Linked DNA regions of Mus musculus: region 1 is linked to region 2. Evidence: chromatin contacts called from ENCODE Hi-C or POLR2A ChIA-PET data. All regions are on one chromosome and are shown on one strand. Each heading gives the region's core, a stretch centred on a gene start or an enhancer-like site at or near the end of the contact. The rest is flanking DNA. Distances are from core to core; before and after follow the strand shown.

Evidence for each region. Hi-C counts contacts between places; a loop is a spot of excess contacts on that map. ChIA-PET counts read pairs that join two places held with the same protein, here RNA polymerase II (POLR2A).
Region 1: a loop to region 2 is called in a map of left cerebral cortex, with 2.9 times the contacts of the local background. The contact joins the enhancer-like site here to the promoter of Bend6 in region 2. A Hi-C loop is called at or near these places in 8 of 37 maps with a recorded cell type or tissue (heart and left cerebral cortex). POLR2A ChIA-PET finds 5 or more read pairs at or near these places in 3 of 5 experiments (all embryonic stem cell).

Annotation. Positions count from the first base shown.
Region 1 is chr1:33,945,522-33,948,731 of GRCm38, reverse strand. All of the region lies in intron 2 of Dst (dystonin), which reads right to left. Among named protein-coding and RNA genes, the nearest start is that of Dst, 39 kb to the right of the region's middle. Within about 2 kb of position 1,576, at least 2 of the 3 ENCODE cell types and tissues checked have a DNase peak (open chromatin) inside an H3K27ac peak, as active enhancers do; they include heart and left cerebral cortex, where a contact is called at or near this core.
Region 2 is chr1:33,906,333-33,909,780 of GRCm38, reverse strand. Bend6 (BEN domain containing 6) reads left to right here and starts at 2,160. Exons shown (of 7, transcript NM_177235.3): 1 at 2,160-2,215. Dst (dystonin) reads right to left here and starts at 1,556. Exons shown (of 103, transcript NM_001276764.1): 1 at 1,329-1,556; 2 at 748-782. The coding sequence starts at 1,509.

The DNA of each region.
Region 1 (3,210 bases), core at 327-2,826, 40 kb before region 2:
TAGAGAAGCTTCCCCCTGGCAGCCATGTCTGCTCCATCTGTTTGACGTTTCGCAGGCAGATTAAACAACATCTGTTCTGTTTTTGCAAACACATAGATGATACTACCAAAAATGCATTTGCCCAGCTTTTCTAAAAATGATTATACCTATCCCCTAGTGGGTTTTCATACTTATGCTGTAGTACTGGAAGAAAAAGAAAGCTTGCCCAAACTAATCAGCGTTGCTGCATTTAAAACGCTGTAATCATTGACCTTTCCTACCCTGGCTTTTTTGGTTAGATCAGAAATAATCAGCCATTGGAAGATGGAATCTTTCTGGGAGAACTTCTCCAGTAGGACCTCTGTGCTGAAACTGACCCATACTGTTTTTAGCGTAAATTCATCAATTCCATGTTTTCTTTCTTTTTTTTTTCATTTAAATGAACCCCTAAAAGAAAATAAGCATGCTTGGCCTTTAAAAGACTCTTGAGAAGCACCCCAATGTTGCATTGCTACTGCCGTTAAAAGCGGAGTAAAGATTGCGTAATATATAAAGGTAAACAGGAGTAGCTTTCTGGATGCTGTGAGCCTCTGCTCAGATTCCATTCCTTATACACCTGCTTCTCCAGTTGCTAAAATTCTACCTGGAAAATCCTTTCTGCCCACTAGGTGGCTGCTGGTCTGATATCACACCCTTCACCCTGCCCAGGCCTGCCCAATGCCACTCAACAAGGAGAAGGGCCTGCTTCCAACAGGACAGCTCTGATACTTCCCAGGAGATCGGTGGGTGTTCTTGCAAATGGACTCCTCTTCTAACTCAGTTTCTCTCTCCCTCTCAGCAGAGGAGCACTCTCCAGCCAATATGCAGGCAGCCTCTATCTCAGGTCACAGCCTGTCCCCTCAGAAAGCCGACCCGAGACACATGAAGTCTGAGCTCCTAAACAGTGCCAGCAGTGACACTTGGGGACCTTATTCAGTAGTCAAGGACACAAAAGAATCAGCAACAAAAAGCTTCTGCAAGGACAGCAAACCCATTAATACAAGGAAGAAGAACGGTGCTAGAGCCCTGCGCTAATAGCACAGACTTTAATCCCCGTATTCAGGAGGCAGAGACAGGCGGATCTTGAGATTAGGCCAACCTGGTACACACACACACACACACACACACACACACACACACACACACACACACACAAAACCAAGCTGAAATGTGGTGGTACACACCCATAATCAGAGTACTGGGGAGTCTGGGCCAGGAGAATTGTGAGTTCAAGGCCATCCAGGGCTACATTTTAGGAAGACTCTATCTCAAAAAAGAAAAGAAAAGAGAAAGAGAGAGAGAATGACTACATAACACTGGCCACAATATACATCTCAAACAGGTCCAACTATGCTGCAGAAACAGTAGCCATATGGCATAGCAAAGTGGGTCACAGATAAGAATTCTAGAAGCATGCTAAGATGCCATACAGTTAAAGACAGTAAGAAGGAAAGACCGCCTGCTGAGCAGGCGCAGAATCAGTGCAATCTGCTCTGGCAGCAGCTAGGTCTCACAGCCCTGGGCCCAGACAGTCATGCGCAATGGCAGGCTCTATAAATAGCCCCGCCACAAGCAAATCATAACCCAGCCTTTGTAATTACAGATGAATGTGAGCTCAATCTGTCTGCATGTGGCCCTCTTCAGATTTAAAGAGTCACAGACAATAGTCCCTAATCCATAAATAAAAAGTCACCATCGTAAAAACGTGTGTGTAAAAAATCCTTTCCAAAACAAGACACCATGAGATGTGAAGGAAATAAGCATATTTTATGGTGTGTTCACAACATCCATGGCACCCGGCTTGCTCCTACTCGCGGCTCTGCAACCTGTCCCAGATCCAGCAGCTATAAACTCGGAGGAGCTAAAGGCAAGATTTTATGGTGAGATGTGACTATATTTGATGAATGACACTTAAAAAACAGGCATGAAGGCCTGTCGCAAGTGAGAAGGCAGTGCAGAGAGGTGTGAGAAACAAAGAGGATCATGGGAGAAGCCAGGCAGGAAAGCAAGCAGAGAGGTGGGGCCAGGGACACAGGAAGCCGAAGACAAAAGAACAGGAGGGGCTTTGAAAATTGAAGTCATACTAAAGACCTAAACACTTCTTCAGTATCTCAGCTGCAATCCTTACAGCTTTTCCAATGGCCACTATACACTCAGAGTTGTTAAGACACAAAAATAAGCTTATAAGGTTAAGAGACAGAGCTGGGTTGTGGTGGCAGCAATGGCACAGGACTTTAATCCCAGCACTCAGGAGGCAGAGGCGGGCAGATCTCTGAGTTTGAGGCCAGCCTGGTCTAGCTTTATAGCTAGTTCCAGGACAGCCAGAGCTACACAAAGAAACCCTGTTTCAAAAAATACCAAGAAGGAGGGAGGGAAGGAGAGAGAGAGAGGGAGGGAGGAAAGGAGAGAGAGAGATCGATCAAGTAAAAGATGGAAACACATAGAAACTGAACTGCCAACACAGTGGGGGAGGGAGGATGTGTGGCAACACAATCTTACAACTATGTCTGTTATCAAGGGCATCCTCCAAATATCTGTTCTCAAAGAACAGCTTCATCTTGAGGTCCACCTATTTCTGGACTGTTTCTGGAAAAAGATTCCTGAGGTTGATGCCAGCCCTATCCTAACTTGGGCAGTCTCAGCCACAGAGTAGATACTGTAGCACTGGCTCAAGCAGAGAACAGACTGGACTGAGAGGAAGCAGCAAGACAAGCCTGCGGCACGCAGAGGCCCGGGTCTGCACAGCCACCAAGGGCATGGTTGCATAAAACACAGGAACTGGGGTAAAGGTCCCAAAAAACCCCGGCAAGTCCTCCTGTATCACCCTACTCCCCAGTGCTCTGCAACCTGCCCCAGATCTAGCAACTAGAAAGAACCACTCGATATGAAATAACTCCGGTTGTTAAACATTTTAAACATCAATATCTCTACCAATGAATGAAGTTAATCAGGGCTACTGAAGTTTGGTGCTGAAGCTCCGAGCAGGACTTCAAATCCCAAAGGTAATGAAAGGGAGGCAGCAGCAGTCAGTCAGGGGTAGATGTTTGGCCAAGACTCCCTATCAAGCCCCCCAGACTGGCTGCTATGCAGGAACCAAAGAGCAGAGGTCCCGGCATACACTGCGCTGGTCAGAAATGTCTCCAAACCGCCCCAGCCCCATCACTGTGCACAGGAGAGGAAGGGCTGACTGAT
Region 2 (3,448 bases), core at 911-3,410:
ACTAACAAAACTGTAGTAGGGGGCTAGACACCACAGTACTTTGCTAAGATGAAGACCCTGCATCATAAAGTAACCTCCATGGCCTGATATAGGCAGATTTCGCCCAAAGAGAAAAAACTTGAAGTGGGCAACTGGAAAGCCAGTGGGTCAGGCAGAGCTGTGTCTTGTTCTAACTGGAGGTGGTTCTCCTGCAGTTTCCTGCACTGGCAGCGTCCAGTCACCTACTCTAGATGGATAGTCTAGAACAGACACTAAGTACACACTCTGGCGTATCTTCTTCATCAACATTACTATCATGTAAAAACCATCCTGGGCAGCAAACTAAGCCCGTAGGGATGTCACCTGGAGTCTCAACTGGAGTTTGCTTCAAACTCTTCGGCAATAACGACCTAAGTGGTTTACACTGTGGTTTAGCTACCGACCTCCGGAAGCAACCAGGAAGTGCTTCCACCACAAGTGCAGATTGTAAGCTAAACTGATATCCATTCCCAGACTAAATTCTCTCTTTTAGGGGCTGCCCCTCCCACCTCTTGTAACGCAAACTCCACTACACTAGACACACACAAACACACACAATGCGCCCCAGGCGTGACTATGGAATTGCTTAAGAAGCATGTCACTTTGGGCTTAGGGACTGCAGGCTTCCCATTCGGTGCCCTACTGGCTTTTTAAACACGTATATGATTAATGCTGGTACTCAGGAAAGAAAGCTACTCTGACCTTGAGAGTGTGCGCTAAATAAATTACCTCAGAGCGAAAGTGATGAGATCTCAGAGCAGCATCTGGGGAGAAAAGAGGGAAAACGAGACTCCGTTAACTCCTTGTTCTCAGCCTAAAGAGTTACTGATCACTTACCTGGATTCGGGAAAGCACATTCTAGGTGTCTCTCTCCAATTCCGTGGGCATATTGGGGCGGGGCGGAGAGAGTATTGGACCATCTGTCTCTAAGGTGATTTCTCTGCAAGAAGTTCCAGCAAAGTTGGGAGAGGGGAGCCCATATCATCACGCCTTACTTTTTTATTCCTAAGCTCCAGCAAAGGCTTGGCAAAGATACGAGTACCTCAGCCCAGGACTCCCCTACAATTACCTTCTGGGCTCTAGCAAACTGACCCTAAGAATCGGAGCCTGATCCTTCCTTCCAGGACCTCCGAATCTCCGTGGTTATCCAAACCTGGTGACTCAGAGGATGGAGGTGAGGCCAAAGGGCCAGGGCGCGTTAAATAAATAAATGCACTTAGCTTGAGGAGTGGGCACTGAGTGGGCAGAAGAGGCAGAGAAGGCTTGAACCTCGCTTCTGCCCAGAAGAACCCAGCGGCGGCGTGTCTTACCTCTGCTTCTGGAACGACCCGAAAAGACCGATTTCATCGGATGTCTCCCTTTCTGGAGCTTGCGGTGCCAGCAGCAGAAGAAGACGATGGTGGCGACGGTGCCCAGCAGGAGCAACAAGAGGAAGAGAGCACATTGGATGCTGTAGGGTCTCAGCAAAACGAGGAAAGCGGCGGCGATCATGGTGCGGGCGAGGCGGGGGGCCGTGCGGCGCGGGGCTAAGGCTGCAGAGCGCGCGGGGCGCGGGGCGCGGGACGCGGGGCGGGCGCGGCGGACAGGGGCGAGCGCGGCTCAGCGCGTCAAGCCCGGCGCTCGCGGCCCCGCGCGCGGCCCAATGGCTGCACACCCCGCGCCGGCCCCGGAACGACTGATGGAGAGCAGCGGGCAGCTCTCGCCATGACTCAGCACGCGGCGCAGCGGCGAGAGCCGCGCCCCTCCCTCCGCAGGCGCCCCAGCCCGCGCGCAGCTCTCGGGCTCAGCCCCGCCCGGGACGCAGCCGGCTGGGAGCATCATCGGGTGGCCGCCCGGGGCCTCGGCGTCCTGAAGCCGGCGCACGTGGGGCGGGACGGGGCGCGGCGAGCCGGCGGGGGGCTCGGTGGGTGACGTCACGGGCTGCGGCGGCAGCGGCGGCGCGGGTGCGGGCGCGCGCGCATGGCTGGGGCCGGGACCGAGCGGCGCGCGCCCTCCAGCAGGTCGGTTCGGTGCGCGCGCGGCCCGCCAGGCCACGCGCCGGGCGGCGGTGCGCGGGGACCCCCGGGTTTCGCCTGTGTAAGCCTCCGCGGACCTTCTGCTGGAGGCCGACGTCAGGGGGCGCCAAGGAGCCGGGGGGAACCCGGGCTCCCGCCTCCCTGAGCCCGCCCGGAGGCTGGGGCTCGGAGGATGCAGCAGGGTGAGCTATTTGGTTTGGGGGCGGGGGTAGTCCCTGCGCATGGAGGCGCGAGCACCTGGAAGGGCCATCTCCAAGCTGGTCCAATCTTAGGAAAGGCGGCACGCCGCGGTCTGCAGGCTTGCACCCTACCACCCCCAAACTTGGTGCTGATTCTCAGCCCAGACGTGAGCTCTGCCACGGTCAAAGAACCCTGATTCATTTATTGGCTTTGTAGGGAGAGGTGATTTTAGATGTAAGGATCTGACATGATGAAGGATGAAGGAAGTTGGTGATTGATTGGCCTGTAGATACTGCAGGAGAAATTTTTAGGCACTGTCAGACAACGGCGATCGGTCACACTCGGGTACACACCCTTCTCCCCTTTGCCGTTTTTTTCCAGCTTCCCTTACATTCCGTTACAATCCGCAAAAACTGTATCGCAGTTGTGGGCTGGACACTTGACAGTGATCGCTGATTCGGTGCCAACGAAGAAGGCAAGGCGTGAGCGCTGCGGTGTGCTCTTTTGCGGAGGGCCTCTGCCACCTGGCGAGAAAGCCAAAGCTGCAGTGGCCGCCTGCAGCGTGTTGCGGCCTTAGCGGGCCAGTGCAGTGCTCTGCCCTGCTTGCCCCTAAGGCAAACTGGCTTTCCCTGTGGGAGTTGGATGATTTGTTTTCTTTCATTGACTTGTATTTTTTAAATTAACTATATGACATATGACAAATGAAATATTACATTTGTGCAATTTCTAGTAACTGGCTTGAAACTAAATAATTCGTAAAATTCCAAAAGTCAATTGAAGAATCGATAGGAATGTGTGTATTGTTGTCTAACTATATGAAACCAACTGTTCAGTTCTGCAAAAATGTGTAGCCATTAGTGACTGATAGGTGAATGATGTATTATCAAGTGTGAGCATTAAAAGAAATGCGGAAAGATGTTGCTTAGCCCTGATGCCAGGTTCATAAGCACGGAAAGCACAGGAAAATGTGCTCTTATTTGCATGTTGGCCTCCTAAAACAAATACAGATTGCTATTATATGCCACTCATTCTGTTGTTTGAGGCTGAGGATGGAAAGCACCTTGCTTGCCGACACTGAGGAAGGTGAGACTCTTGACTGTCAGACTGCGGGGAGCACTGGGTGCCAAACAGGCTTCACGGGTCCCTGGCAGTCAGCAGAGCTGTCTGGAACTTCTGCATCCCGTGCACAGAGCTGAAGGGCTCCTGACACTGCAGCCCACTGCAGTAAGAAACTG